Linked DNA regions of Mus musculus: all the other regions are linked to region 4. Evidence: chromatin loops called from intact Hi-C (ENCODE). Cell type or tissue: heart. All regions are shown on one strand. Each heading gives the region's core, and the rest is flanking DNA. Links, peaks and the distances in the headings are about the cores only.

Region 1 (6,302 bases), core at 1,717-5,716, 140 kb before region 4:
AGCCCTGTCTTATTAGGGAGAAACATTCACTGTGAGTCAAAAGTTCAAAAATAGGGGCTGGAGAGATGGCTCAGCGGTTAAGAGCACTGACTGCTCTTCCAGAGGTCCTGTAGGCATTTGACCCCTCTCCCTGAGGACTTGGACTCTTTCAGCACTTTGGATAACCAGTTTGAAAGCTGGGCATTTTGGGACTAGAGAGATGGCTCAGTGGTTAAGAACATTGACTGCCCTTCCAGAGGTCCTGAGTTCAATTCCCAGCAATCACATGGTGGCTCACAACCATCTGTAATGGGATCCAATGCCCTCTTCTGGTGTGTCTGAGGATAGTGACAGTGTGCTCACATATATAAATCTTAGAAAACAAAACAAACAAAAAACTGGGCACCCACAGTGACCAAACCACAGTGATGCACTTTAAAGACTTTTAAAAAATTTATGTGGGTGTACATACAGGAAGCCAGAAGAGGGTGTTAGATTCCCCTGGAGCTAGAATTAGAAGTGGTTGTGAGTTGTCCCATGTGGGTGCTAGAAACCGAATTTGGGTCATCTGGAAGAACAGCTAGTACTCTTAGCCACTGGGCCAGCTCTCCATCTGGGGACACGCCCACTTGCTTTTTGACTTTCTTATTAATGACTAGCTCACTAACTGCTGTCACAGCCTCGTGAGTCATCTGCATACCTGAGTGCTGACACTGAGTGGAAGCTCAATGGAAGTGCAGGGAAGGGGGATGGAGAGTTGAGCTAGTTTTGCTGGTAGACTGGTAAATGGATCTTCAAGGAGCTGGATACATGGTTGCTCTTTTAGAAGAAAGCAGCCTGACTGAGGAAGCCAGGAAAGCCAGCAGAAGCCTGTGGCCACCCTTTTCTCATAACTGAGATAGACAGATGTCACGCACCTTCAGAGTGATGGGTGCCATGGAAGGGAACCAGGGAGGGTCAAAGGACAGTGCTGGGAAGGGACTGTGCAGATGGGTGGTTAGGTCTTCCCAGAAGGATGCTTAGATCATGACCAAGCTAGAGCTGAGCTTGGTTAAGAACCGAAGATAAGAATGAGCTCAGCTGGCTGGGCAGGGCAGAGCCAGGCCCAGAGGCAGGAGAGAATAGCAACTCAGAGCTCAGACCTGTCTGGCGATGCTGTCCCCATGGGAGATGCAGGGTAGAGGAGAGGAGGATGAAGGGTTTATGGGCGGTGCTGTTAGGCTCAGTGAAAACTGATCAGGAAGAGAATGGTATGGGTGATTGAGCAAAATATTTTATTTCTTTAACAAAGTCTCACTATGTAGACTAGGCTGGCCTTGAACTCAGAGATCCACCCGCTTCTGCCTCCTGATAGCTGTGATTAGTGGTATTCACCATCCCTCCTGGCCGGAATACAGGTGTATGCCACTTTCTAGTATACCATGTTTTGGTCAGCAGACTCCTTTGGCCTTCTTACCATTAGCCTTCTTTTCCCAAGCGCTTTAGTTACCACAGTCACCACTCACTGCTCAGTTCACAGCCCCAGGGAACTGCTGTGGCAGGAATGGCCCCCCATCTTTGATGCTGAAACCCTCACATCCAGTTATCAAGCCCCCGAAAGCCACCTGTATCACCTTTTTACCACACAGAGCTTCTGGTGACTGGATGTGTCCCTAATGGTGAGAAACAAGCTTCCACTGGCAGCTACTCAGTTTATGGTACAGACTGTTGTTGGATTTAGTGACATTTTGAGATGTACTTAGGGCCAGAAATACACCAGGCAGACAGGATCTGGGCTGCCTGATTGGCCTCTGCCATTTCCCACGTGGCTTAGGACAAGATCCATGACTCAATTTCAGCGCTCAGTGAGAAGACATGGCCAGGCTCAGTTTCTGTCTCCTCGGAAATGAACACACTATCCTGTCACTGTGTCACGGATGTACAAACACAGCCCGGGTCAGAGTCAAAGGCCTTTAGTGGCAGTGGCAGTGTGGGTGGTAAGAGAATCAGCACAGGGGACACTCCAGTGAGCCGCAGCTCTCCAGGCATGTGTTGCTGCTGTGTGTTTGGGGAATCTGCCAGTTCTGGGGCCCACAGAGGCAGCCGAGAGGCCAGAGGTCACTGTGCGGGACAGCACCTGGGACTGACCTGCTGCGCTCACATCATGGCTGATTCCTCATCCGGAAGACTGGGTGGCAGGAGAGTGAAGGGCAAGCAGAGGCAGAGGGTAGCAGCTTTGTCTAGGTTGCCATGGAGAAGAGAGCTTGGGATTTTAGTGGGAGAAAAAAATTAAAAAATTTAAGATCGAAAGCCTTGGTCAGGAAAAGGGAAGAGAGGGGACAGGAAACCCTTAGCTGATGAAATGGGAAGGTTAGGTGCAGAGCACGGGGATGGGGTGGGGTGTGGGGTACCTCACCTGAGAGCTGAAGACCATTAGGGCAGGTAAGGAGAAGGAAGACGCCAAGGTTACATATCTGGCAGCAGAAATCCACTTGGGAGTCTGGGAGGATCTCCATGCTTCCTGTGACTTAGAAAGGCAGTGATCGGGGAAACTTTAGGTATCTGGGATATCGGCAGAGAAACGACCAGGGAGTGGTGGTTGACGGCCAGTCTAACAGCAGAGGCATTCCCCACGGTGATGGGGATCAGGAGACAGGCAGCAGAAGCCAGGGAAGCAGGCACTTACCTCAGGAGTGTTCAGCGGTTCAGTGGAGCTGGCAAATGGTGCCAGGGGCCCTGAAAGTGGCGCTGCAGCTGGAGGGTGAAGCTCACCTCAGACGGATGGCAGCCTGCTGCCAGCAGAGCAGCTGGAGGAGCCACCTCACTCCTAGCTCCTGGCCACCCAGAAGCCTTTCAGGAAGAAGTGCTATGGGTTCTCTTCCTCTTTCCAGGTTAGAGCCTGGAGTTCAGGCAAGAAAGAAGGAGCCAAAACGCCAGGGGTGGTGTTTCTCTCTTTTATTTAAAAACAGTGCTTCATTACCATTTGCAAAGGCTGAGGCAGGGCCCCTCCTTTGCTAAGAGTTTATAAAAGCCAGCAACATGATCAATAATTTATACACATGGAGAGTAATACAAAAAATAATGAATAAAAGCTAAAGATCTAACTACTCAACCTTCACAATTCCAGCTACTTGATAATAGGAGTAACCCAATGAATACTGTATGGTCTGAAAGCTACTATACAATATGATTCTTAAGGAGGAAGAGGGAGGGAGGGAGGGAGGGAGTTAGAGACTGTCACAACGCCCTGGGTGCTTCTCTGGAGTTAGCAGGGAAACAGGACCCTGGGCAAGCAGCTCGGGTGCCCTAGGAGGTGATTCTGGGAGAGGATGGTGGGAGGGAAGGAGACACAGCGGGGTGGTCAGCTGGACAAGCATCCGCATGTGCCCCCCATGTCCCAGTGGTGCCTGTCCTGCATGGGGAAGCCACATGTGCCAGGCAGGCCACTCCCTGCCACAGGGGTGTGGAGAAGAGCGAGGTTCTGTGGTACTTTTGAGCCTTGAAAAGAGAGAGACTCAAAACCTGAGAGCCTCAGTTCACTCTGCAGCTCTAACTTGCACGTGTCCGCCCCAGGGTGGCTCTAGCTATTCACAGGCTGAATGCTGACGGAGGGAAGTCATGTCTCTTAGGGGAAAGGATCAGCTCATCACTCGCTATATAACGCAGCCAAACGGGCTGCCCAACAAGCACGCACACAAGAAATACTGTTAACAGAAAATACAAGAAACCACCTAAGCTAGGAGTCCTGATGGGGACAGACAGCGACTAAAGCGCGTCAGTCCCCGGAAAAGACAAACCAAAAGCATTTTCTGAAAAACTCAAAAACTCGCGTGCCCCTGGGAATCTGGCATTGGTAACCGGAAGAGGGAGGGAAGGAAAGAGCATCGCTGTTCCCTTTTTGCCTGCCAGGGTGAAAGCAGCCCCACCCAGCGCTGGCAAGTACAGAGGGCTGCCCCCGAGGTGGGAGGTCTCTGCAAAGGCAAGGGTGAGTTTTGGCTGATGGGCAGTTCTCAGTTACCAATCCCTGCCAGCCAGCACCGCCATGGCTGAACTCATCTACCGTTTTTTCCTGAGTACACTGTAACTGGCTACAGTTTCGGTAACTTGCATAAGAACATGGCTTCCACAGCCAACCACAATACTTCAGGGACCCGCGCCCCCTGACTCACTTCTATTGCCTCGCTGAAGAGTTTGGCAATCTGTGGTAGTTGGTGAGCCTTTCGAAAGGAAAGTTGCCAAGGGACTGTCCTGCACTCAGTAATCTAGAGGGCACATGCTGGCTTAGGACACCCAGAGCCTGCTTGGGATGGGGCCCTGTTTCCCGCTCTAGCCCAGGGATGGCAACTGCCTGGCTGATGAGGAAGCAAGGAGAAAGGAGGTACACAGGAGAGGGGATGGGTGGGAAGAGGCTTCCGGACAGCAACATTTCCAAAAATATAGTGTTTTATGAAACAGAGAATCAAGTGTCACTGGTGTATACTACAAATGATCAGACATTCTCAAGAGCATGACAAAAGAAAACACACGTTTACATTAGATGTTCACCGTGCCCACTATTGTTTCCTATTTGAAAACAGTGCAAACAGGTAACTTATGCTTTAAACACCAAGACCCCTTCCCCACCCCCCAAAGTCCCTTTCCTCCTAATATCTGGGAGAAAAGTCTGCAATTTTGCAAACATTGCCATGCTAGAGGTTTGAGTAGTGGAGAACTGGCTGGGCCAGAGGGGAAGGTTGGCCAGGCAGCTTCCCGCCCCCTCCCCCCCTTCCTGGCACACCCGAGTTCCAGACTGCCCTTGATTGGCCTTGTTCGCCTGGCGCAGGGAGGGGCGCACTATGCTCTTCTTGCATAGGCTCACATCCTTCTCATCTCAGTGTCTGGAAGCTACATGACTAGGTACAGGACGGAGGTGGTCGCGGACCTGCCCGCTGTGCCTCAAAGAAAGCACAGCCTAAACCAAACAGTTCAGCCCCGAGGAGTCCATGCTTGAGGAAAAGCCACAAGCTCTCCTTAAACTAAGAGCCAAGCGCCAGGCAGTTTCCAAGGGAAGGAAACACGGCTCAGTTCAGACAGCGGCTGCTGCAGGGTGGCGGTGGTGGAGGTTCCTGGAAACCTGAGAGCCTTAAAATGACAAGGAGCATGGTGCTTCTGGGCTGAGGTTGAACTAAGTAACACAGAAATTCTAGAAAAGACCTAAGGCAGCTCTCCGGGCTGAAAGAGGAACATCCAGACAAACATTTTCACTACAAGTCTCCTTAAAGGAATCCAGCTTCTAGTAATATTCGCAGCATAGAAAGCCCAGGCCACAGAGGCCTGCAAAACTGCAAACACCCTTCTCACACTGCGATTCAGCGTCAGCCATCTTTTTGAAATCATCACCCAGAATCCTCTAACAGAGTCATAAAATGCCCGTCTCCTCTAGCCTGCTTCCTAAATCAGTCCAACAAGCCAGCACAGTGGCCTTGAGGATCAACCATGAGGCCAACATAGTGAAATCCAGACACTTGGGGGAGCCAGCTCTCAGTGCTCACCCTGAAATCCAACGACCTTTGCATAAAAAGCCAACTCCATCTAGTCTTCCTTGGAAAAGGGCCTGAGGAAGTGGCATCGGAGAGTGTCCTTGTCCACGCAGCAGAGATGCACTGGCAAACAGACTGGCCTTGGAGGCCTCAGCCAGAACCAGCTGAACTGAAGTGCATGAAGGCCCCTCAGGCCCTGCAGCATGGGCCATGGGACTGTCCTCTTCACCCTGCGTGGCCACCCTTTCCTGTCTAGGAAAGAAGAAGCCTTCTTCAACTCTCTCTCCCTTCCTACCATCTGTGGATACAACTGTTGAGAGACTGGCCTCGTCTCCACTAGGTGAAGGGCTTGCCTTTCTGTGAGAATGGCCCTTATTAAACAAAGACCCAAAATGTCTGTTCCTTTAGCCAGTAAATTTTCTCAAAAAGAAACAAGAGAAAGAAAAACCCCTCTGCCCCCATTCTCTAGAACTCCAAAAGGCCCCAGCCCATCCCTTCCCCTTACTAAAATATTTATGTACATACAATGAAAACTGTCCTAATAGCAACAACAAACCAAACTTTGGCTTGGGGGAAGGGAATCCATAAGTGGCCAGCAGGCAGGCAGTCTTGTCTCCTATTCCACATGTTGCCCCAGAACTAGTGACTACACTGAGGTCTCTGGCTTCCATGTTGTTTCCTCAGGTATCATGGGAGATAGGATCTGAGGGCAAGATGGTATGTGTCAATTGCAGGTTAAGGCCCTCCCTGCTTACAAAAGGATGCTTGATGCAGTCAAAGGTCAGCCACTTTAATTCAGGGACATGAATCATTTATCAGTCAAAA
Region 2 (6,302 bases), core at 1,531-5,530, 190 kb before region 4:
CCCGGAGCCCACATCCTCCCTCAGGGAGCTGGAGGAGGTCAGGTCCCATGAGCTTCCAGCATGATTCTGTGTCTCCTTCTGGAACATCAGCCAGTTGTGGAGGAGTGACAGACAAGAATCACTCCTGTTTATGCCCAGGCTGATGGCCACCAGGGCCCAAGAAAGCAGGAAATGAGAAACATGGGTTCCAGAGGGAATGTTCGTGTTATCGTTCGTCCAGAGGCTGAGGACCTGGTCAGTGCTTGTTTACAGGAGCTGACCCTCTGCAGCTTCCACTCCTCCCCTGACACACACACACACACACACACACACACTTCTCTGGTCATTGAGAGTATGAGTTCTGGGTACAGGAAGGGAAGACAGAAGGAAAGAGGCCAACTGTCCCAGGATGGCCAGACCACTTGGTCCACATGCTGGGGAAGGCACTGGCTCATCCCCTGACAGGCCTGTCATACCAGCAGCTCTAGGTCCTACCTTACAGCACTGGCATTCTGTGCAGAAGTCACACTTTATTGCGCGTCCCTTGGACAGTACCACCCAGCTCTGTTGTCTTCCAGCTTCCCAGAGTTGTCTGGTGGTAACCAAGGTAACTAAGCCCTCATCAGTCCCCCAGTGGTATGAGGTATTTACCTAGGAGCTCTCACGGGTTTGGCAGGTGCCCCATGTGCCATCTTGGCTGGGAAAGTCTGTGGCTTGAAGGTAGATGGGCTTTTTAAAAGCTTTACCATGTAAGCTGTCAGGGTGGCAGGGGCAATTGTGTATACTTACCCTGTCTCTGGGTTGCTATGGAGACCTGGAGCCAGCCCCTGTTTGGTGCCTATTAGTCTCCCTGTGACAGCTGCATCCTGGCCAGGCTAGGAGGCTGCAGACCCACCATGAGGAAGCCTGGTGTGCAAAATTCCCCACAGCCTGGTTTCCACACTCTTGTCACACATGTACACATATGAGTTTGCTAGACACCCACGTAACGGGCTAAATTCCCAAGGTAGCTTGACTCTCTGCCTATCCCAGAGTGCTTTGCATCCCCAAGTGTGAGACTTGTAAAACCCACCTCAATAGTCTCAAGATCCAGGGGCTGGAGAGATGGCTCAGTGGTTAAGAGCATTGACTGCTCTTTTAGAGGTCCTGAGTTCAATTCCCAGCAACCACACCGTGGCTCACAACCATCTGTAACAGGATCTGATGACCTCTTCTGGTGTGTCTGAAGACAGCTACAGTGTATTTGTATAAATAAATAAATCTTTTTTAAAAAAAGAAGTCTCAAGATCCTTGGATAAAAGTTCTCATGTACCAGAGCCTTCTTGTTTACGTCTCTAGAACCTTGGCTTCTAGATTCCAGGATTGTAGACATCTAGGGATGGAGACTTCTAGAACAACAGGGACATGTTGTCTAGATGCTAAAGAGGCCTCATCCAATTTTCCTCTGAACATCCTCTACAGACCACCCCCTGATATCTGCTTGGATGCATCTAGGGTCAGTGACCGTTACCCAGAGCTGCACAAATTCTTTCCATTGACCCAGATGTCACCTGCATAGCACCCCCTCTTTGCAAGCAAGGACTCTGCTTGCTGCTGGGGTACAGAAGGCCTGTTGGGTCTCACACAAGCAGGGGTTGGAGGTCCAGACTGCACCTTCTGAGGATTCTGAACACCATTCTGGACAAAGCAAGCCAGGAGCTTAGTCTGCCAGCGCCCACTGGGCAGCTCTGTACCCGGACAGCTCTGCACCTCGCCTCCCTCAAGGCCCTAGACTTATCTAGTAACTTGGGAGCTTGACAGCCTTGTGGCAGCCAACAGATCTCTCTTGCAAGGTCAAGAGATGACTCCTTTGGACTCTTCTGGAACTTAGGACCCAGTGGTGGCAGGGAGCTCTTGGTTCCTAAAGCCTGGGCCCCCTCCTTCTTCCCTCCTTGATCTGAGCATGGCCTCTGCCTGGTTTCTCCCACCTCCAGCTGGGATGCATCTCTGGCTAAGTCCCACCTCTGGCTGTCTCGGGCCAGGACATATGCACAGCCAACCTGTTGTTGGCAGAGCCTGGGAGGCCCTGATGGGGTGGGGGGACCCCCAAGTTTTCTTTGGATCTCTCACAAACTCACCACCCATGGCTGGGCGCGACCCTTCTTAGGGTTGTTGTCATACTAACCAAGCCAACCTTTTCCCTAGATACCCTCAGGAGCCTGAGTCAGTGACCAAGGCTGAGAATAAGGGAGGTGCCTCACAGACGCCAGCAGATGCACAGGGAGCTAAAAATACGGTCCACACACAGGCTGCTCCTTCCCCAAAGGCCCTTAGGGGCTTGTTGGAAAGACTGGCAGGCACACAGGATCTGCTTGTCCCCGTCAGCAGGTGGCCCAGGGTACTGGCCTCCTTCCCTCTCCCTCTCTATGGCCCCCCTTCCATGTGTCACCTGGATGAGCCAGTCTCCCCCCCACCCGCACAGTCCCTCATCCCAGGGGCTGCCCATCCCTCTGCTTTCTGAGGATAGCCCCTCCTCCACCTTCCAGGCTCCAGTAGAGGCTCTGCCTTCTTACCTCTCTGTTTTGGGGTGTAGCTAGTCTAGACCAGTAGAGCCCCATTTTCACTCTGCAAGAGCCTTGGAACCAGGATTAGAGACTCATGGGTGCAAAGCACAGGTCTTGCTCCAGAAGCAAGAGACCATTTCCTCTGAGGCAAGCATGAGAGAGCAGTGCTGGAAGCAGGGGCTTATATTATACATGCATGTGTGTATACACACACATGTACATATGACACTATATACACACATGTACATATATACACACACATGTACATATGACACTATTCCCTGTGAAATGGTTATGGGGACTGTTTGTGTGTTTCCTTGTTTTGTTTGTTTTGTTCTGTTTTGTTTTAAAGCTAAGGTCTCAGGCTAGCTCTGAACTACCCTACATACACACTTGTATTTATGACACTATTCCCTGTGGAATATTCCCTTCTTTGTTTTGTTTGTTTGTTTGTTTGTTTGTTTTGTTTGTTTTGCTTTGTTTTGTTTTAAATACAGGGCCTCTTGTAGCCCAGGCTAGCGCTGAACTACTCTACGTATACACATTTCCTGTGGAATGGTTATGTGAACTATTTGCATGCTTCCTTGTTGTTTTTTTGTTGTCGTTTGTTTTTAAGACAGGGTTTCATGTAGCCCAGGCTAGCACAGGGTCTCATGTAGTCCAAGCTCTGAACTCCTCGTGAATCCAAATGCTGAGATTACAAACATCCACCACTATACATGTCCTCTGTGAACTTTTTATAGTCAGACAACAAACTAAAATAATAAGGCACTTAACAAATATAGTGGTGAGGATGGAAGGTAAAGCAGGTTAAGGGGACCCTGGATTTCAAATGCTAGCTGAAAACATTCTTAGATTTGGGGCTGTTGAGAGTGAATGGTTTCACTTGACAGTAGAAAGATAATGATTTTAAATGGTGAGAGACGGGTAAGTAAAGATATGGAGGATAGACCAACATGATGATGGCTTTGGATCGGCAACACTCCAACTCTCCATAACCACGGGGCTCTAACTAGTCAGTTTGTCTGTAGAATCTTTCTCATAGAGACTTTACACAGATTCCACAAACACACCCTGCTCACTGCACACCGGAGTGTACCCTCTCCCTCCTCCCAGAGCCCTTCCTCTGGGGCAAGCATTTTTATATAGTCCCCGCTTTTACACATGAAGAAACAGAGACACAGAAATTTAGGGACCTTGTTCAAAGTCAGCCAGCAAGTCCGGATCAGAGCCCAAGCAAGGAGTCGGTGTCCACATCTGTGCTCTGTGGCTCAGAGATGTCTGATCTCAGTTCCTCCCCTCCCCTCCTCCTCTTCCTGGCAGCACTAATAAGTACCAGACCTGAGCGTTCTGAAAGCTTATTTCGGTGTTTGGATTCCATCCAGGGTCTCAGGGTCCTGAATGAAATGGTTGCTTTCCCAGTGACTGTCAGCTGGGGAACCTGCTGCCATCTAGTGGCATATGGAAGAAATGCTGCTACCTACGGCACTCCTTCCACCACTCACAAACTGAGTGTGTCTGTCTGTGGTCACTGCTTCTGGCCCTGAAGACAGGTGATGCTTTCCACATTGTTAAAAGACGAGTCATCCACACTCTGGCTCCCAGGGTGGCAAAGTCATCCTTGTGAGGCAGAGGTTGTGGAAGGACTGTCAGGCTGTGTCTGGCTTGGGGATTGGCCTGTGGGCAGAGGGGATAGTTGGCTGAAATGAGAGTAAGAGGGAGCACAGTACATGGGTACTAAGGAGGGTGAGCCCTGTGTGGGAGGACTTGAGGGTGCAGAATTGACTGTGTTGGATAGGCCTCCGGTGGCTGAGGAGAGGCCTATGTCTCCTGGATTTTCTAATGTGGTGGAAGGAGGTCGCTTTAGCAGTGTGTGAATGGCTGTGCAGGCAGCTCAGCTGGGGCGTGAGGCTGGCGAGCCACACAGCTGCCTCTGGTGCCATCCTAAACCATTTCTGACTCAAAGAAAGAGTGGTTACCTCGTTTCTTCCATTTATAAATGAGAACTTCTCTATTTGTAAAATGAGAACTTTAAAAGGCATTCTTTCTCAAGTGTCATCCTGAATAGTGTGTGTGTGCATGTGTCTATGTGTGTCTGTGTATATGTGTGTTTATGCATGTGTCTATGTGTATGTGTCTGTGTGACTATGTGTGTGTTTGTGTTTATGTGTATATATGTATATGCATGTGTATGCATGTGTATCTATGTGTAGTATATGTCTTGTGTATATATTTGTCTTGTGTCTGTGTGTTTGTGTGTATTTATGTATATGTGTGCATGTATGTGTTTGTGTGTTTCTTTGTGCATGTCTGTATGAGCATGCATGTGTATGTGTGTGTGTGTGTCTATGTGTATGTTCCTGAGTGTGTCTATGTGTCTTTGTGTGTATGTCTGTGTGCCTGTGTGTTCATGTCTTTGTGTATGCATGTGTCTACGTGTCTATGTGTGTATGTATCTGTGTGTGTATATATGTGTGTATGTCTGTGTGTACCTGTATAGATGTCTGTGTGGGCATGTTTGCGTGTGTATGTCTTGTGTCTGTGTGTGCCTATCTGTGTGTCTGTGTGAGTGTATGTGCCTGTCTGCAAGCGTGCATGTGACACCCAGAGGAGGACATCCAAAGGGTGACCTGCTCTATCACTCTCCACTTTATCCCTTCAGCTGAGGTCTTTCACTGAGCCTGGAGCCCGGTGCTTTCCAGTTGGGCTAGGCTGGCCAGCAAGCGCCCACTCTCAGCCTGTCTCTGTAGCCCAGTTCCCATGACCGGCACTGGGGTCCCAAGCACACACGGCCATGCCTAACTTTCCCTAAGTGCTAGGGTTTGGAACGCATGGTCTAATGTTTGTATAACAGTCATGCTTATCTGCAGCACCCCATCACAAGTGCTAAAGCAGGGAGTGGATGTAAACTCGAAGGGCCTGGTATGTAGTAGGTACTCTATAGCACACTGTGATATAAGTACTGAGAAGTCATGAGACTGACCTGTTCCATCAACACATATATAACATGTGCATCATGTATGTAATATATATATATATATATATATATATATATATATATTGCATACGCATGTATGTGGTGTGTGTATCCTATAGGGGGGTCATGTATGTCCTGACCTCCACACAGAAAACCTTTGTGAACTTAGTTCTCTCCTTCCACCGTTGTGTGGGTTCCAGGACGCAAATGCCTTTACCCACTGAGCCATTTTGCTGGCCCAGTTGGAGGTTTTTATGAGCAGAAAGAGGAAAGGATGTGTTAGAAAGAAAATTCTGGAATGTGCTACATTTAGCTATGTGGGCTTGGCGGGTGCAAGGGAGAAGAACAAGAGAATTAAGCAGACAAAACCAGAAAGGATCATCTTACAAGCCTGACTGGGCTCTGTGACCCTGCCTTAGATCCCGACAGCTGACCACCAGAGAGCTTGTCCTATTTATGTCTGAGCTTTCCAGACAGAGTCTAGGCAGATCAGAAGCAAGCACAGACTGATGGACCACCCCTCACCCACAACTTTCCTCTGTTTGTTCTATCTCCCTAAAGGTACCACAGGTCCACTGTCACCAACACAGCCCCTGCCCCCCAATTCCCCTATAAAAATACCCTTAGCTCTGGGCTCAGCAGACACCGTCCTCTCTGCTGCTGTGACCTATGGGGACCTGTCCCAGGGTTATATTTCTGGATAACACCTAAAGAGTCCCAATAAGCCCTGTTATTTCAGATATTTTTTTGAAAAGTTTTGACTCACCCACTATCCCCAGCACAAAAACTAAAGCACCCAGGGT
Region 3 (6,302 bases), core at 1,196-5,195, 110 kb before region 4:
GACCCTCTCCCCCTTCCTGTGTGAAGACAGCTTGAAACTCCATTTACTCGAGTTTGACCACCAGATAATGTAAACATTTCACATTTACAAAGAAAGAATGGGAGACAACAACGATGAGATTGAGAGCATGCAGTTAACACACACAAAGAAAAGAAAGAAACAACTGGGAAAGAAGAGGGAAAGTGAGCAGCAAGGTTGGAATGGAGCAAGGGCTTGAACCAGCTGCTAGAGCAGAAAGCCACCAAGCAATTCAAAGGAAGACCAGCCAGAACCAAGCAGACACTACCAGTCAGCAAGAGACACCCACAGCTCCAGACAGCGAGGGACAGGGAGGAAGAAAGGAAGGGGCAGGAATGGGAAGTCAGGGAAACAACAGAGTGGTAGGGGAGAATAGGAGAGAACATGAGGAGGGTGTCAGCAGGAAGAGCTGCATGGGCGGGGGCGGGAGGAGCTGGGGAAGGGGGCAGAGTGCATTAATAAAACCAGCCAAACTGGAGTTCAGTAACTCTGAGTAAGATGCGCAAGGGGGAAAAAAATCACCATGAAGTCAGTAACCAAACAGCTCAGACTGCTACAAGACAGGATGTACATCCAAAGTCCAGGCGACACCACCCACAGCAGTGGAAATAAAAGGGGCGGGAAGGGAGAGAAGCAAGTCAAACCACATCTGGTAGTGTTAATGTGAGATGGCAGATGGACTTTTTCTCTCTTAATTGTTTTGTGATTACATTTTAAAAAGCTTCTTCTCTAGCACTTTCAATTCACTTACCGCCAACGGGCACCGCCAGCATTGTGTATAGTTACCATGGAAAGAGTGAGGCAAGTGAAGGGCCCTAAATGCTAAACCATCGGAAAGGGGAAAAAAAGCAAAATATGCAGACATCTTACTCAAATGGTGGCTTTTATATTTAATACTTTAAAAAACTGGGAAAGGGGAGAGGAGCCAGTTAACCTTCAATTTGTTAGTCACTCTACGCTGGTGAGCCCAGGGCTGACTTTGCAATCACAACATCTGTCCATCAGTGCCACCAGCTGCCCCTGAACCCTCTGTTGAGACTGTTATTTGTCACCTTTGGAGTCAAGCCTTGAAGTTCTTGGTATTAAGTAAAATTTAAAATGATCAGAGTTTTGGATTCTGACCCCCCAACCACTATAATCATCTATCCACACTTATCCAACACACTTGGAGGGGAACTGGCCTCCAAGACACAATGCTACAAGCTAGATGGTTTTTAGACATTTTTGAAATTAGTTTTGCTTAGGCCTCATTATAGGAACTCAGAGTCTTGCAAACTGAAGCAAAGGAAAAAAAATCGAGAGCAGAAGGATGAACATTTTGGAAGAGGGAAAAAAGTGAAAAACAGGTAAGCACACATCCCCGCCCTCCAAATTAACCCTCGAACAACCAAGAGCAGGGGAGAAGCTGACAGAATTGTTACTTTTACAGTGTAGTGCAAGAAGGTGAAGACAGACACAGACAGGAGTGCACACAGACAGGAGTGCACACACAGAGATAGGAATGCAAACATGAACAGGTGTGCACACATGGACAGGACAGGGTCCAAAGGTGAAGTGAGGCAGTACACAAAGAGAAAGAAAACCATAAACGAGAAATTGAATTATTGAAGACATGCACCTCGATTTTACGGCCCTCTACCACGGTGCCGTGCAATTTCTCCCTGGCCCTGTCTGCATCAGCACTATTCTCGAAAGTTACGAACCCGAATCCCTGCATGCAGCGGGAGAAGGGAAAACATGCACATCGTTATATTGAAATACTCATCTCTTGGTAAACAGAAAACATCACAGTATGAAGTGACGCCAGCACAACTAACACCAGCAATTTCTTCCAAAGGCACATTTTTGATCCATGCATATTTCATAAAGGGAAATTTAAACCCAATAAAAGGATAAAGCACTGTAATAATAACAGTAACTTAATTAACTGTAATAACAATAAAATAAAATATAATGTATGTGAGGCCAGACCAAGACTAAGGTAGGAAGTTACTCAGGTCAAACTATTCAACCAAAAATCTGAACATACAAAATCAAACCAAACCATAAAGCTATTATTATTATTATTATTATGTGCACATGTATGCACTGGTGCAGGTGGAGGGCAGGGCAGAGATAGTTGCAATGTCTTTACTGACTGCTCCAACAAGCCATCTCTCTCTAGATGTTGTCGCCGTTGTCATCGTCGTCGTCTTCTTCTTTTTAACTGAGCACTGAGGATCAAACCCAGGTCCTCATGCTTGCAAGAGAAGTACTTTATAAACTCAGCAATCTTTCTAGATCCTGTTTTCTCTCAACTGACTCTCTGACCCTGAAATCCATACTTCTCTGCTAACTGCTGTGTAAAAACTCACATTCAAGGTTACATAACGAGACGTAAGGGAGTTAGCTCAACCCTGTTTTACCTGGGTCTTACACTACTGTCTTTTGGGAGAAAGATAACTTAAGACAGTAGTGAGGTCTAGTTCAGTGGGTAACAGCTGTGCAAGCAAGCATAACTATCACCGGAAATGGACAACTAGGATTTTGAGATTGGTACTTTATGGAAAATGTGTGTATGGCTGAATTTCTGGAAAAAACCTATATTATAGATCTGTTGATGTCTATCTCTGCTGTAAGAGGCAAATTAGTGATTTTTTCCCCATGAGGAAAAGCAGGAATAGTCACGTGAACAGGCATCAGGAGTGAAGAATGTTAGTAACAGTGGTTATCCACTGTTCAATAGGGAAGAAGCCATGAAGGAGGTAATGCGGCAGCTGCCATGTGGGTCAGGATTAGAATAATGTGTCCTGTATCAGATACAAAGACAGCTCACAAACAACAAGGCCAGGGGCTAACCTACCCTCTGCTCAACTCTGCTATTCCCAGGGACAGCTCACCCACCACAGGACGACAGCGTGACTATCTCATCAAGTGCCCATCCCCCATATCTATAACTTTATGTCACTTTTCTAGCATTTTACACCTGCCAAGGGGAACTCTCAGGATCCTCCGAGGAGTCACTGAAGCCTAACAGCACAGGTATGCCTCCACATATAAAACCCCATCCTAATCAGATTTTACAGAGCCAGGAATGGTGGTGTGCTCCTTTAATCTCAGCACTAGGGAGATAGAAACAGGCAGATCTCTGAGTTGAGGCCAGTCTGATTACAGAGCGAGGTCCAGGAGAGCCAGGACTATCCAGAGACACCCTGTCTCAATCAAGCAAAAATTAAACCAAACCAAACCAACAACAACAAAACAAAAACAAAAAACCAAACCAAACCAAACAACAACACCGACAACCCCCCCAACAGATCTTTATAAAAGCAAGGATGTGCTGATCCTCAGCAGGCTAACTGGTCGTGTTGGGTAGGTGGTGTCTGAAAGATTCCAATAGCTTATCTCTGCCCGAGCCTGAGTACCACTATAAATACCACAGGAGGGCAGGCTCTGTTGACAGAGGACAAATGAATCTTCACTGTGGTGGAATACTAGGGTAACTTTTTAGCACTCTCCTACAGAATGTATATACTGGTTGAAAATAGTAATAGGAAAGTATTTTCAGAAACAAATTTAATACTAACATGTTGTAGCCACTTTGACAACCCCGAGGTACTAAAGGCAAATTATGAAGGATGCCAGTCTCTTTTCTCAGAAGATAAACAGACTCTGAGGACAAGGAGCCAATTCTACCCAAGAGTCTATCACCTGGCAGGCAAGGCAAGCTGGTTTAAGAAGGCCAGGAGGTGAGGGAGGAGCTTGGGAGGGTGCCTGAGACGGCCAGAGACAGCAGGTCCCTCTGGAGCTGGACTTACAGGAGGGTGTGAGTTGTTTGACTTGAGTTCGAGGAACCAAACTTAGGGCCCCGTGCAAAAGTAACACGCACCTGTATGTAACTTGCCGCCCCACCTCTCCTGCTCTACATCCGAGCTTCTATGTCAACCTAAGAAGAATTATAAACTACATCCCAACTGCTTCTCAGAGTCACAACTCTTACGTCTTTGGTTAAGCCACTAAATTGTAAACTGACTCTAAAGTTTATGTGAAAATGCACACTTGGTTCTTACACTGTGACGGCCTATATGTGCTGTTTACCGACACCCAAACTGTACACACACCCTAGTACAACCATGGGGACAGTGCAGCAAGGACAGATGGAGTAGATTCATTCTAAAGGGAAAGAGATGATTTCAAACGAGAGGGAAATGCCCTCTGACATTCAGTGACTGGTAAGGAAATCAAAACTCAAACTTTGCCAGTCTGTGTGTGGCCTCTATTTACTAAGTGACATTATTCTGCAAGTCCTCACTTGCTTTCCAAATCCAACTGAGAAATGGCTCTGATATCTTCTCTTCCGGGATGTGTGAAGGAGACACCAGCAACACAGTGACTATGTCAAAAGAACAGACATGGTATCATAGGCACTGACAATTCTTGATCTGCAAATGACAAAGTTTAATGTTTAGTATCTATGTTAGATTTCCCAATAGTGACTAGTTGAGGGAAAACCTGCGTTTTCGACTGTCTGTATTAAAGTGTTTTATATTCTAAGATGATCAGATGCTAAAGGAAGTGCTAATCAAGATACCACAGACATCAAAACAAACCAGTGTTTCCAACAAGTCTTCCCTGGTGCAAGGAGGAAGAGGGCCTGTGTGATGGTTGGGACTCTCTAATAGGAAACAGAGGTAAGATTTCATTTTTTTTGAAGAAAATCAGACCCCGTGTAGGCAGAGTAATGTTCACCACCCCCAAATTCCTCACATCTTAATCCCTGAAGCTGCAGACTATGTTATCTTGCAAGGCAAAAGGGATTTTGTAGATACGATTAGATGAAGTGATTTCAAGGTAGGGAGACGAGCGTGGCAGTCCAGGCCCTCACAGTATTTATAAAGTAAAGGAACACAAGCATGCGGGACCCCAGAATCCAGTACCAGCAGCTTCTAAAGGCCAGGTTGCTCACACTGGCCCTGAAAACAGAGGGGGCTGTAGCAGCGGGCATCCTCCGGAGGCCCAGAAGGGCGAGGCAGGGATTACAGCCACAGCTTTTCTGGGCATAAGGGTCACCCACAGGAAAATCTGCTCCAGAAAATCAGGCTTTAATGTACCCTATCCTTCAAAAATGAACTGAGAGTAATCTCAATTTGAATCTTTAGTCTTAAGGGGGAAAAAAAAAGCCATGTCTAAATTCAACACATTTTACCTGAGCAGTTAAAAATGACCATAAAGTTAATTTTGAAATATTGAGCTGAACCTGCACTAGTCACTAGTATAATAAATATACCATGTAATTTGTAATAAAAGTATTACTCAGAAAATTTTACTTTGTTTGTTTGTTTTTGAGACAAGATTACCACCTACGTAGTCCTGCTGTCCTAGAACTAACTCTCTATGTAAACAAGGCTGTCCTCAGAGCTGTACCTGCCTCTGCCTTCCAGAGTGTTGGGATTAAAGGTGTGTACCACCACACCCAATTTACTATTAAATTCTTAGTTCAAGTGTGTAAGGCAATGGTTTTTATTTAACCCCCATTAATAAAAATAGATAACAAAAAGTAAACTTGTTTTTCATTAAGAAAAGATGTAACATTTGCTTACACTAACACTGCCCAACAGAACCAGTGCCTCGTAGACTTTAAGTCTTGACAGTCACATTAAAATAACAGAAGGAGATTAACAACACATTCAACCTAGTGTATAACACGTTTATCATCTCAATATGACAGCAATAGGAACACCCCACCCATGCAAGAGGGCCGGTGTTCTCTCTGTGCTAAGCCTCTGTAGTGTCAAGTGTGTGTGTATAGTGCAAATCTCAACTTAGACTCCTTCATGTCTCTAACCAGTGGTGCCACAGCGCACAGCACAGGTCCATACAGACTTGTTTTAGGGTTCTCAGTCCTGTCAATGTTAATGAAACTGCTAGGGTTGCACCAGCAGCTTCCCAACTGTTTTAGCTGTACTTAAACAGAGCATCATGTTAGGTGCACGGCTGTGGTCCAACTTCCATCAGAAGAATAGTGTGTTCCTACCTGCCTTGCCACCCATTTATCATAACACAAAGGAGCCGAGTAACTGTCACCTTTTTGGTCTGGCCTCAGGGTGTAATAAGTAACAATAAGTAACAAGCAATAGGATAAACAGTGTAATATATATATATATATATTTTAATTTTGTATAAATTTTGAATTTTTCCATCTCAGAAGAATGAGAAAGAAAATTTACCATGTAACTTTAAAGGGAGAAATCAAAAGCAGATGGATCTCCTGGGTATGGCCAGAACACAGAAATTAAAAAATAAAT
Region 4 (6,302 bases), core at 1,336-5,335:
AGGCGTTTCTGGATCTGTACACCTGAAGAAGAGGGGGTAGAGAGCAGCAAATAAAGACAAGAAGGGGAAGGACTCTGGTCTCCTCTCTTCACATTTTACTAGGAATGGAGCTGACAACATAACCAACATTTTTTAGGCAAGCATTGTAAGATGGCTGCTTGCTAGACAAGGGCAGCAGCACATGTTTTTATCCAATAGAAATAAACTCTCAAAGAACTACAATCATGTCATCACAGATAAAACACTCACGGAGCAGGAGGAGGTCAGTCAATCTGGCTCCTGAGCGTACAACCCAGCGCCGTTGCCTTTGTCGTCTCTTGAGCTTTTCATCATCACAACTCTAACCTGACACACTCACACCCACTCACACCTCAAGGCTGGCAGTGCTGGAGTGGAGCAGGGCCAGGCCAAGCCTTGGTCGTGACAGTACATGTCTGTCAGGAAACTGTTCTGGAGAAAGTGCAAACTGCTAATAAGGGCCCTCCCTGTATCACAGGCCCAACTCTTTACCAGCTAGAGTATAGGCAAACTGTGGCCTGGGGTAAGTTCAAAAACACTCTATGACTTGGTTTCCCCAACTATAGAACCAGAATGACATGACTAAACCCAGCTCTGACCTTCAGTGAGCTAAAGATGCTGCTGCTATTCTTACCTTGGGCTGTTAGAAAACATGCCAGTGAAGAGCCAGGGCATCAAGACAAGTAACTATAGCTCATTCCCTAGAGCAGACTGATAGTTCAGGTCCAGTCAAGACACAGCTCTGGAGTATAAAAGAAAATCAACTAGCAGAAAACAATAGGATAATGTAAAATCACCCGACACCTGGGATGGGCACTTGTTGGCTTATAAAGGAACACTTCCCAACACCTCAGCTCAGAGGGGCTTACAAGAGCCTGAGCTAGCCTTCACACCCCACATAGAAATGATGACTGCTACATCTGAACGATGGATTAGGGCCTAAACGAAGGGGCTATCTGCACTGGGCAAATCCTATGGTCATAAGCAACCTCACAATTGCCTGCTCTCAGCAAACTGGCAACTCTTTCAAAAAGATGCTCAAGGGACTAGAGTTGCAGGAACCAAGGGAAATGTCTTCAGATTAGATCAGCAAAGGCCTCTCCAGTTCCACACAAAGTGCTGCAGGGATGATGTGCTGGCCAACACACAAGATTTACACAATGCATTCCCTGAAAGCCACACGTGTCAGGTCAGAAACACTGCAGCCCTGCCACAAATGATCCCCAGAGGGGCCCTTGCCAGCATCCTACTTCTTCTGCTGTCAGGATAGACACTCAAGCAGGCCTAGTGTGTCTACTTTACTCAGCAGCTCCCATTACCTAAGAATTAGCAAATGCTTGCTTACTGTCCCACTTCATTTACCCTTCTCTTCCTAGCATAAAAACCATGCTTTCCAGAATAACACAGATTTTACATCACAGCCATGCAGAGGAACAGGACTGGGCAACAACAACACAAGGAAAAGGAGCGCTGGTCGACCCTCCCCCTGCATGGAAGGATATGTGAATCTGCAATGCAAGGAAACCAGACTCAAAGGGCCACATACTATCAACACGCAAAGGAAAACTTGTTGGGAAAAGTAGACCTAGTGGCTGAGCACAACTTGAGGCATGGGTGGAATACAGGAATTAGGAAGGGATGACTAAGCAGCTTCAGATGAAGTGATGAGATTGTTCTAAATTAAATCTGATGCTGGGATGGCTGAGCAACTCTATGAATGTAAACAAAGTCAGTAGACTTCTATATGCTAGATGATTCAGCTGTATAGCATACAAGTTCTATCTCAGAGCTGGTGTTTTTAATGTGCTAAGAAATTACATCTTTCTTCAGGAAGGTAAGTTGAGGAGACATGAATTTTTCAGCCAGCCGTCCAGTTTCCAGTGCCTGCCAGCTCCTGTCTATCGCTTCTCTAGCCCCAGCCTCTGTTCCTCGCAGGATCGGGGTCAGAATTCCACCTCCGACTCCTACAACGGTGGGACTCACATCAACTTGATTTGGTCTCACAGTCAGTCAGCCCATGCTCTGTCATCACTTTAGTGTCCTGCCCCACACATCTAATTGTTCCTTTGTGCAGCAGGGAGTGAAGTCACACAGAGACAGACACTGCCTTGAGAGAGGGCAAGATATGCACTGTCCCGCCACCTAAGAGCAAATGAATATATGGGTGCTTCAACTCTTGAGGGCCAAGAGCCAAGATTGAGTCTTTTTAACACTCCCTTTCAGCTCCCACTTCTGTAAATTGGAAACGCCACCTAACACAGTTAATATATGTAGCTATAACAAAAGTTAAACAAACAACAAAGTCTATGTGAATAATTACTATGGTGTCTATCACCCGAAAGTACTCGATAATAAAATCAATTATAGAAACTGTGCACCCAGTTTTTATGTCACCTAACCAGCAGGTTGGCCTCCGTGTCGAAAAGCCGGTGATAAAAGCAATTTACTGGACCAAGCTGCTCATAACCACATCCTAGATGACCCAACCCAGTTTGCTCAGGTCCAGGGGGATACTGGGTACTACTGGTATGCTCTTCAATTTATTTTCCTATTTTCCAAGTCACTTTTGACCTCAAACATGCTAAAAGAACTGCCTCTCCAACTTTCCATTCCCTCCTCTACCACCATCTGTATTTATCATCTTAATTATGACACTTCTAAGTCACCCTGAATTACTATTGCCCAGTGAAGCACTAATAATCTTCCTAAGTGTATCATGAAAACTTAAGATTGACATAGAATTACAGGGGAACTTGATACTCTCACAGAATACTAGGAAGCTATTAAATAAAATCTGTAGTTAATAACATGAAAAGAAATTTCCGGTAGAGTAGACTTGAGCTGGAAGTCTATTTCAATACAACTGACATTCAGGGAAAATTTTTTTTAAATGTGCATATACACAGAGCAGCTGCATACAAACAAGACCAGAACAATGAATAGAAACATTGAACATGCTAGGGGAAGTTTTATTTTATCTTTTGATCTATTATGTACTATATATTTTCTTTGATGGATGTGTACTGCTTTTAAAGACTTTAAACTATTAATTCAATGACTCAGCAACTAGCACATGGCTGTGAATCACAAGGACAGGGCTCAGAGTTCTCCCACCACCTACCATACACAACTGACAAATGAGTACATGTTTCTAGGCTTGGAATCTGTGACTGGAAAGTGAAGGGGAAACTCCTGGCTGAGTACTTGGCAGTGCCCTCCAATAAAGATCAGCCTGTGTTCTGCTATCCCTTCTCCAACAATGGCTGTCCCTCGGTGAGTGTGAACCAGAATGCCCTGGAGAGCATGCTGGAATGGGTTGCTGGACCACATCCTCTTAATTTCTGGTTCAGTAAGCCTGGGAGGCAGGAAGACCATAAGCTCCCAGGTGGTGCTGAAACTGCTGGCCCAAAAGCCACCCACCAAAGACCATTTGACACACAGACTATAAGGGCCTTTTTAGATCACTGTTATTTCAGGGCTACTTCCTTACTGGATATGAAATAATGTCTATAACAGATCTAAATAACAGATCTACAGTGTAGGATAAAACACCTCAGGACACTCTAAGAACTGGGTTTCTACTAAAGTGGGCAAGAAACAAAGCCAAATTCTAATGTGGGTAAAAAACATCTGAGAATGTTAAGGCAGATCAAAGAAAATGCAACTTGTCCAGGGCAAGCAGCTCTGTGCCCCAGTAATAAGTTCACTACAGGCCACTGGCTACATGCTTTGCTCTGGGTGCCCTCTGCTGACAGAACTCACAGAGCCATCTCACCTTTGCTCCTCCCTTTCCTCCTCCTACCCAGGAGATTTAAGAGTCCACAGTAGATGACTCAGATTGCAAAAGGGTTTCCAGTTAAGAAATTTTCTTCAGCCCACAGTGAGCAGCAGAGTTCTCCTGGCAGCTTTCTTAGGCCCTTTCCATATGTATGGCCCAGCCTTATCTTGTCTCCACATACATTAACTGACCAGCATGTGGTGGGATGGCTTTGTGAGTGCTAAGGCAAACTTCAAACGTGACACAGGAGAAAAACTGTTCTCCTAAAGGGCCCAGTATAATGTGAAATGTTGCTAGTTATCTTGAGCACCTCTATTGGAGAGAACTGTACCAGCACTATTCTAGCTAAAAGCAAGAGCTACAAATTGTCTTCATGTCTACCTTCTCCAGTTCTTCATTTGAGAAAACTAATGGGCCCCAATGTCAAATGACAAATATGAGCCATGAGAATCAGCAACAAACCCAAGATTCAAGGTCTTTTTGTTATTTAGAACATCCCCCTTTTGTTAGAGAGGGTCTCACTATATGGCTCTGTCTGGCTAGAACTCGGAGAACTCACACACACACACACACACACACACACACACACCTGCCTCTGCTTTCCCGAGTGCTGGAATTCAAGACCTAAGCAGAACACTTCTTTCATGCAGCCTGATGTCTTTGATAAGACAACCACATCTTAACCGCCTCTATAAATGGGGATAAGAAGAACTAGCAAACGTGTAGCTATCTCACAGTGGTGGGGCTGACTTTTTCTAACATCATGACTAAGCTTTTCTTAACAATGATCTTTCACTGATAGCAATCTGTTTAATTATTTCTCACAGGCCCAAAAGCTAAGCTGCATGGGTTTTTAAAAAGAAATATCTAAATTAGGGGTCAGTTAGCTATGGTCTATGGGCCATATCAGCTTGTCATCGCTCTGTCTTTGTCTCTCTCTCCTTCCTCTTCCCTCCCTTCCCCTTTCCCAGGTGTTCTTGTGTACATATGAATATCTATATGTATAGAGACCCAAGGGCTACCTTGCTTTTTAAGACAGTGTCTCACTGGGACCTAGGGTTTGCCAATTAAGTTAGGCGGGCTGTCCAGCAAAGCCCAGAGATCTCCCTGTCTCTGCTCCCTGGCGGTGAGACCGAAGAAAGTCTACCCTGTCCAGCTTTTCCATGTCTGTGGGAGATCAAACTAGGGTCCCTGGGCTTGTGCACCAAGTATTTTGTCAGCTGAGCCAGCTCCCCTACCCCAGTCTTGTATTCTTTTTAAGATATGAAAACAAAAATCAAAAGCTGTGAAATGGGGCTGAGGAGATGGCTCAGTGGTTAAGAGCACTGACTGCTCTTCTAGAGGTCCTGAGATAATTCCCATCACCCACATGGTGGCTCACAACCATCTGTAATGGGACCCAATGCTCTTTTCTAGTGTGTCTGAAGACAGTGATAGCATACTCACATACATACATACATACATACATACATACATACATACATACATACATACATGTGTGTGTGTATAAAGCAGGTGAAACTTTTATTAAAAATTTTAATTTCTCGGCCCACCAATGAAATGTTATCAGAGCTGAATTTTCTGTTTCTGTCTCCTTCCCTCAGAATTAACAGAGTGGATGGCCCACAGAGCCCACTTACCTAGCCTAATACTTGACATAAACAGCCACTGAGATGTTGTTTTGGGGGCCTTCATTTTCATAGGAAGTTCACTATCCATGTGAGGCCTCTACCTCTGCAGTCGCTTGCCCAGCACCTCAGCATACTGAGCATGCCTGACCCGTCCTGTCTCCAGAGGCACTGTGGAAGTTCCTAGTGCGCTTGCAGTTAATATTTTTCAGCATTCCTTTGTACAATAAGGAACAAAACCTCAGAGAGGTAAAATACCAGGCCCAAACTGGAATTTCGATCTGACACCACGCCCTACAATCATTCTCCAGTGGTTTTCAAACTGTTCAACTGTTCAGCTTCAGGGCCTCCCAAGTGAAAGAAACCAAGAGGCAGGCCCTAGCTCCCCCGTATTTCCACCAGAACTGCTCATCACTTACCTACCTGTACAAATTCTGTCCCTGTAACTCATGTTATGCTGTGAGCTATAAAATTACTTCGGACACTTACATGGCTTCCATTCCCCTCCCTTCTAGAGCATGACATTTAGATCCCACCCTTTAGCAATGGTACCAAAAACTTTTAAACAATATCCACATATAAGTTACTAATCTTAACTACTAGAATTTAATAATGCAAACTCAAGAGTTTCATTAACAGAGCATTTAGGCCATTGCAGGGCTACACTCTCTCTCTGGCCTCCAAGAGCTGCCACAAGGAATACCATGTTACCTTGAAGCTATAAAGCTTTGCCTGACCACACAGTACAATCCTCTAACATCTGGGACTCCTGGGCTGCAAAGATCTCTGACATAGTGGCAAGCAAGCTGCCATCTCCCAAGAACTTTATCTAGGCTTCTGTTCTCATCCCCTGACTGTGAGGTTAACATACCTGTCTA
Region 5 (6,302 bases), core at 713-4,712, 130 kb before region 4:
TATTCATTCTTCGGTTCCTGGATCCCAAATCCCTGAATCTTGAGGACATGGGAGCAGCATGTTAATAAAAGAACAGAGGAGTTGCACAGTGGCTCAATTAAAGGGGCAGCAGCCCAGCAGGAATGCTGAGGTTTCTGAAAAGAAAAGAAACAAGTGTTTTCCTATTCTGGAGCTCACTCCAAGATCACTGTTGTACTGAGGTGTTTCTCATCCACAGTCTGAGAGCGTGCTTGGAAATACCAGCACTGTAACTCCAAAAACCATGCCAAACACTCTCAGGCTGTGCCTGTAAATGATTGTAAAAAGAATATGAAGGCAGGAGGGAAGAGGAGAGAAAAGAATCTTTTAAATTCTCCTGTTTTGCAAGCACAAACTCCTACCTAAAGGCATGTGGATTCCAGCCACAGCCAGTCAGAGCCTCCAGCCACAGCCAGGCCAGGAGGGCACACTGCTGCAGAGCTGGCCTCCACTCTGCTTATCCCCCCAGCCATCAGCACCAGATCCACTTTGGTAATTCTGTCTGCTGGCTTCTGATCAAATACATGTATCAGCTCCTTCCTCCTCGACTGTCTCCTCTGTGACCAACAGAATAAGCTAAGTGTGGACATACAGACGTGGAAATGCACTATCTTTTTTTTTTTTTAACCACAGTTTTAAAAAAAGCAAAAATAAAAACAACAAAAAAATTCCCAAACAAAAAACAAAACAAAAAACCCCCAAAAAACCAACCCCCCTCCAAACAAAAACAAAAATTCAAAAAAAACAAAACAAAACAAAAAAAGCACAATCTTTGGAACAAAAGAATTAAAGGCAGAAATTTAAAGGAAAAAATACATATTCAAAGAACATAGTGAGGTATAAAAAAGTATTCTCTCTTTTTTGTTTGTTTTCCTCTTCATCTTGCTATAGAGTCCTCTACTAGTAAATATTGCAATAGCCAGGCCTCATGAACTGGGGGCTGTCCCATTTGCAGGGGTCTCACGTCACTTCAGTAGGGGGCAAATCGGCTGTAGCCACCTCGGTACAAACTCGCCTGCAGTAAGTAGAGACATAAGAATATTGAAAGAGTGAGAAAAGCATAGGAAATGAAGCAAGATGTCCAGAGAGGACAACTCTCTCTCCTGGCAACCAGACAGTGGAGACATCACAATGGCTGACTTCACAATTATATGACTAGGCACAGAGAGTGGACCTGATATGGTTTCTATATGCCTATCTGTCTTTGTAATGCTGCTACAGTCCTGGCTGAAACTGGATTGCTGACCTCCCTTCAAACATATGACTGTCAGAGTGTGCTACCTTTGACTACTTCTTGGTAGAGGTGGTCACATCCTGTGTTCAGGATGATGCCACATTTAAACCCAAGATAATTTTTCAACCAATGAAACAGATCTCCTCTATAATCTATAAAATACAGTTGTTTCTCTGTATCCATGGGGTACTGATTCAAGAAATGCCCATGGATGCCCAAACTGCAACAACTCTGGTCTCTTGTTAGAAAGGTTTACTGTTTGCATATAACTAGACCTGTCCTCCTGCATGACTCATCTATACAGCACCAGGAAAGACTCACAGAAGGCTTAGTGCTCTGCAAATGGCTGCTACACTGTACTGTTGGAAGCTAACAAGGAGAACAGGTCTACATGTGTTCAACGAAGATAATGTCCCGACACTGTGGCTTCGTTGGAGGTATGTGTGTGCTTGCTACTCTGCTTGTTTCCTTACCTTGGTCAACTGACTTTCTCTGGTATCTTATTTCCCAGGTCTCTTCTCCTGGGTCTGGGATTTTTCATTTAGCCTCACTATGGAGTGGCCTGCCCTTGCAACTATGAATACCAATCAGTAAGTAGTAAAGGCATCTAAGCCAAATCCAAGAAGGCAAAGTGAGAACATCAGTTCTATGGATTATTCTAGACTTGCTCTATATACTTCTTCCATACTTCCCTACAACTACTACTAGAAACTGCCTCTGCAGTGTTCACAACACTGGAGTCCCAGTGCTATATACCAGAAGGCAGGAAGGCAGCAGGCACATTGTCAGGCATCAGCAATTGCAAACTGAGCACACCGAGAGCTTGCTGGGAGAGCTGGACACCTTACCACTCCTAAGCCTTTGGTACTATCAAGAACACTATGCTTGCTACTGGATGCACCTGTTAAAGGAACCCATTCCCTTTGTTCTCTCCTAAATGATGCCATTACTTGGGAAAATTGTCACCATCAAGCCCTCCTTCCTACTGCCTTTCCAGATATACAGGTAAAGCAAGTGACATAATTCCCAGGGTCTCACATGGCTTCCACACTTTGGCAATGGGTGAAATTACAACGCATTACTTTCCCAGATCTTTCAAAATTTGCATGTAGAGGAGTAACATGGCTTAAGAAAAAAGGTATATAAACTTACCACAGCGCCAACTCCATAGCTGGCGGCAGGGGCGAGGGCATGGTAGGGGTCAGCTGTGTACACCCTGCCGTAACTGGAAAGGAGAAGCATGGGGGTCAGACAGAAGCAGTTGAGACCGAGACTGAAGGCCCTGTGCTGCAGACCAGGACTATTAATAGGGAAAATGGCAGATGGAAGAAGTTTTCCTATCTCTGTTCCTGAGTGCAGTAACTGGGAAATCCTGACTACTATAAAATGGCAAAGAAGGGGTCAAATGGGAAAGAAGACCAACTGTATTCACAGCCAAAGAAGAGACAGAACAAGAGAGCAAGTACAGGAAGAGGCTAGGCCTGGGTGCTGTGTGGCAGAAGCCATGAAGGACAGACTCCAGAAAGAGCCAGGCTGGCAGGAGCCCAAGGACTCAGGGCAATTCTGGAAATAGTGAAGGGCGAGAGGAATGCTGCAGATAGCATGGTGCTCAGGGCCTGCTTGCTCTGGCTCTGTACATACCCGTCGCTGTAAGCGGCTGCAGCGGCTGCAGCAGCTGTGGCTGCGGTTGCAGTAGCAGGCTGTGCATATCTGTAGGCTGCATATCCACCCTACAGGAGAGAAGAGAACTGACTTTACAGCTACCTCTCCCCGAGACAGACACCCCTCCCCCCAGACAGACACACACGTGTAGACACAAGGACAGACACAAACACAGACACACATGGAAAGAGATGTTTCAAACTGCACCAGTTTGCATGTTCCTCCTATGGTAGGAAATCAAGCTTTAGCCAATGTAGAAATTTGCTTTCCAATTTGTGACAGTAAGAAAAATAAAGTATACAGGTACTACCTAGTAATTTTAAGAAATACAGATATAATTTTGGATCTTACTTCGCAGTGTTTTTTTGGAACTCTTGACATGGAAAATATTCATGAAATGTTAGGAGAATTGAGTCAACATTCATGTAACAGTTGAAAGAATTAAAATTTACTATCCCTATCAGTGTCAATGTCAGACTCTCTGTACTGGGATTAGCTTGTCACTAAGAATGCAGCAGGTCACAGGAAGATCTAACCCAGAGCTTAGATCCATCTGGCAGAGCATGTCTGTCAAGAGCAATACTGAGAAGGAAGAGCCAAGCAGACCAGACATCAGAGAACTGCCTGTGAATCAATAAATCTGCTAGTTAGAGTGGCTAGGACAGAGATTGTGGCCTTAAAAGCTAACCGCTTAACCCTATTTCTCTCCAGGAAAACCTCAACTCTAGCCCACATTCCAGACTTGGGGAAATCAGATTGCAAATGGCTTATGAGTGTTTGACTAGCTCTGATGAGGTCATACATGCCTCAGCTGCTTCCTTTTCCCACAGCAACCTTTGGGAGCTTTTTTTCCCAGTGGATCATATACCTTCTTGAGAAGTCCTGAGGAACTCAGAGCCATCACAGCCTACTACTCCACCTGCATTTTGATGAACTAAACAAAGGCAATTGATGTGTGTATGAACAGAGATGTTCCTTCTGGAAGCACTCAAGGACAGTGAGGCAGGGTGATACAACTGGTATCATTGTATCCTTCTATAACCTACCTACTTTATCTGATTCAGAGATACTTAAAAACAAAACCAACCAAACAAGCAAAGAAAAAACTCCAAAAACCCAAGACAGGGTTTCTCTTCGTAGCCCTGGCTGTCCTGGAACTTGCTCTGTAGATCAGGTTGCCCTTGAACTCAAGAGATCCACATGCCTCTGCCTCCTGAGTGCTGGGATTAAAGGTATGTGCCACTACCACATGGCCTGTTACACATTTTTATTGCCATCCTTTGGCTGTCAAAAATATCTGTTCAGTTGGTCCAATTGACTCAGGTGGTTCAGTCATGAATCACACATAAAACAGTGTTTATTCCTGTAGAAGGCCCACATCCCATGTCAGCTCAAGTATCCCATTCTTTCCCCCCTTTGAATGCTCATTTTTTTTTTTTTTTTTGCTAACTTTGCAAGAGATATTCTACATTTCCAGTTTTTGGGCCATTTTTTAGGGTTGAAGAGATGTGTGTGTTTGTGTGTGTGTGCATGTTCGTGCACACAGATTTGCCTAGAGACAGAGCTACCCTAGGCTGTCTAGGAACTTGCAATGTAGAACAGGCTGGCTTTGAACTTACAGAATACCTGCCTCTTCCTCCTGAGTGCTGGGATTACAGGTGCTACCATGCCTGGCTAAGAAGTATCTTCTAATGGGACCCTTGCCTTTCCATACCTAGCAGTTCTGTGTGGCTTCCCTGATTCCTGATACCTTTCATTGTGGAAAATTATTTTATGAGCTTGTAAGTTTTCTCACCTCATATGGCTCTCCCAGTCTACGCTGTAAGAATTCAGGGTCAGCAGCTTCAGATACACATTTAAAGCGCACTGGCTCTTAGCTGCTACGCAGCACTCCTTTGCTGTCACCCTTTCTACAGGTGCAGGGACAGTCTGAGTTACCATTATCAGACCCTGTAATGACATGGCCAAAGTGGAGTGTGGCAGGAAGCATCCTTGTGACTTTCAGCCATATCTACTACAAGAGCAGGCTGGACTACCCCCCCCCCCCCCGAAATCCCTCACAACTGGCTCCACAGGGCTAGCTCCAGTCTTTTTGACCTCAGTCCTTAAGCCTTCACAGAGGACACAGGGTGATGAAAACATTGGTTAGAGAACAAAAAGCTCATGGTTATAGCTCAGTCTTTACCTGGATCATGAAGGCTCAGCTGTTCAGTCTATGTAGATATGGTTCCATTTTTCAGAATGGAAGCTGAATCTTTAGTGAGCTGTCTTTGTAATAAAGGTACTTTGATACTATGCTTTCTCTTCAGCATTCCTTCAAACACCAAGATAATCTTCACAATTTTAGAACTTTAAGATAGTGAAAGCAACTACATCTTGGTCTATGCTTAGCTAGGTATAGCATTTACAGACTGAAGCAGGTTCTTTCTGATGGTTTAGATTCAGGGCTGACCCGGGGGAGCTTGGCGGCTACTGCATGCTGTCTCCAATTGCAGCTCTGAGTCGTGGCTGCTAACAGGGAGGATGGGCTCCTAAGCAAGGCAACTGACAGCAATGGTTCCCTCAGTGGCTTAGGTCCTTCCTATCAGGGAAGAAGTGGGCCTTCTTCATTGCAGTAATTTGCTTTCACGAGCAGGCACTGACTTTGGGGTCTGAAATATTTTATTGACACCGATGAGCTTGGGAGAATACTGGCAACAAGGAGAACAACATTAATGCTTTTGATCATCAGACGTCTTTTAACAGAAGTCATTTAAAGGAGGGCTACTTGTGGGCGGTATGGGTAACACTTTATCAAGGCAACCCAGCACTTCACCCCCGTCTTATGGGAAGTGCACTGTGCACCAGGAAGTGATCCTTCTCACATACATCTTACTCCAGAGGCTTTCTGCTTTTGCTGACATTAGGTATTCCACAGACCCTTACATAAAACTCAGGACAAAATTTACAACAAACAATTGACTTAACTGCATTCTAGGTTTTACAGTGTACAAAGATTCCAGGCTAAGATTTTCCCATTCCCCGATTTGACTTTAACGAGTAAATTTGAAGGCACTTATATACAGAACATGAGAGCAAAGTGCAGTTTGAAACACCAAGATTTTCATTACTGTTTCTTAAAATTTTCAAAAAGAACAAGGTGGGAGTAAGGAGAAGAGGGCTCAGGCGTGGGGGTGGGGTGGGGGTGGCGCCACATTAATATTAATCACATTAAAACTGAGCATGCCGACATCCGGAGCTAAAACAACAGCAAAACCACCACGTCCAGACTGGCACTGGCTAACTCTATCTATCCCAGCATTCTCTTGGGACAGCGGTTTGCCCTAGGCTCTACCACAAGCTCGGTGAAGTACACAGCCTCAATTACTAGAGCGTGCAGCCACAACGA

Evidence for each region. Hi-C counts contacts between places; a loop is a spot of excess contacts. Peaks named below come from ENCODE experiments on the same cell type or tissue, not always from the same donor. Only the 100,000 strongest peaks of a DNase experiment are listed, where the experiment ranks them.
Region 1: it touches region 4 in a loop (6-fold over the local background); 7 of 42 quality-filtered maps call a loop at or near these places.
Region 2: a loop joins it to region 4, with 2.8 times the contacts of the local background. A loop is called at or near these places in 4 of 42 quality-filtered maps.
Region 3: a loop joins it to region 4, with 5 times the contacts of the local background. A loop is called at or near these places in 3 of 42 quality-filtered maps.
Region 5: it touches region 4 in a loop (2.4-fold over the local background); 7 of 42 quality-filtered maps call a loop at or near these places.

The regions. Positions count from the first base shown.
Region 1 is chr15:77,076,092-77,082,393 of GRCm38, forward strand. It overlaps Rbfox2 (RNA binding protein, fox-1 homolog (C. elegans) 2), which reads right to left. Exons shown (of 14, transcript NM_053104.6): 14 at 2,899-6,302. Among named protein-coding and RNA genes, the nearest start is that of 1700109K24Rik, 5.2 kb to the right of the region's middle. In heart, for the core only: a CTCF peak has its summit at 5,465; DNase peaks (open chromatin) are centred at 3,570, 3,910 and 4,870; H3K27ac peaks cover 880 bases.
Region 2 is chr15:77,025,578-77,031,879 of GRCm38, forward strand. It overlaps a transcript of Mb not described here. Among named protein-coding and RNA genes, the nearest start is that of Mb, 5.9 kb to the left of the region's middle. In heart, for the core only: a CTCF peak has its summit at 3,975 (motif pointing left); DNase peaks (open chromatin) are centred at 1,734, 2,334 and 3,864; H3K27ac peaks cover 3,721 bases.
Region 3 is chr15:77,103,941-77,110,242 of GRCm38, forward strand. It overlaps Rbfox2 (RNA binding protein, fox-1 homolog (C. elegans) 2), which reads right to left. Exons shown (of 14, transcript NM_053104.6): 6 at 1,637-1,729. Among named protein-coding and RNA genes, the nearest start is that of 1700109K24Rik, 23 kb to the left of the region's middle. In heart, for the core only: a CTCF peak has its summit at 3,440 (motif pointing right); no DNase peak of the experiment used is centred there; H3K27ac peaks cover 1,543 bases.
Region 4 is chr15:77,216,521-77,222,822 of GRCm38, forward strand. All of the region lies in intron 2 of Rbfox2 (RNA binding protein, fox-1 homolog (C. elegans) 2), which reads right to left. Among named protein-coding and RNA genes, the nearest start is that of Rbfox2, 87 kb to the right of the region's middle. In heart, for the core only: a CTCF peak has its summit at 3,769 (motif pointing left); a DNase peak (open chromatin) is centred at 3,761; H3K27ac peaks cover 1,328 bases.
Region 5 is chr15:77,083,174-77,089,475 of GRCm38, forward strand. It overlaps Rbfox2 (RNA binding protein, fox-1 homolog (C. elegans) 2), which reads right to left. Exons shown (of 14, transcript NM_053104.6): 12 at 2,894-2,982; 13 at 2,405-2,477; 14 at 1-1,033. The coding sequence ends at 989. 1700109K24Rik (RIKEN cDNA 1700109K24 gene) reads left to right here and starts at 1,225. Exons shown (of 3, transcript NR_108037.1): 1 at 1,225-1,689. In heart, for the core only: no CTCF peak of the experiment used is centred there; a DNase peak (open chromatin) is centred at 2,818; H3K27ac peaks cover 1,187 bases.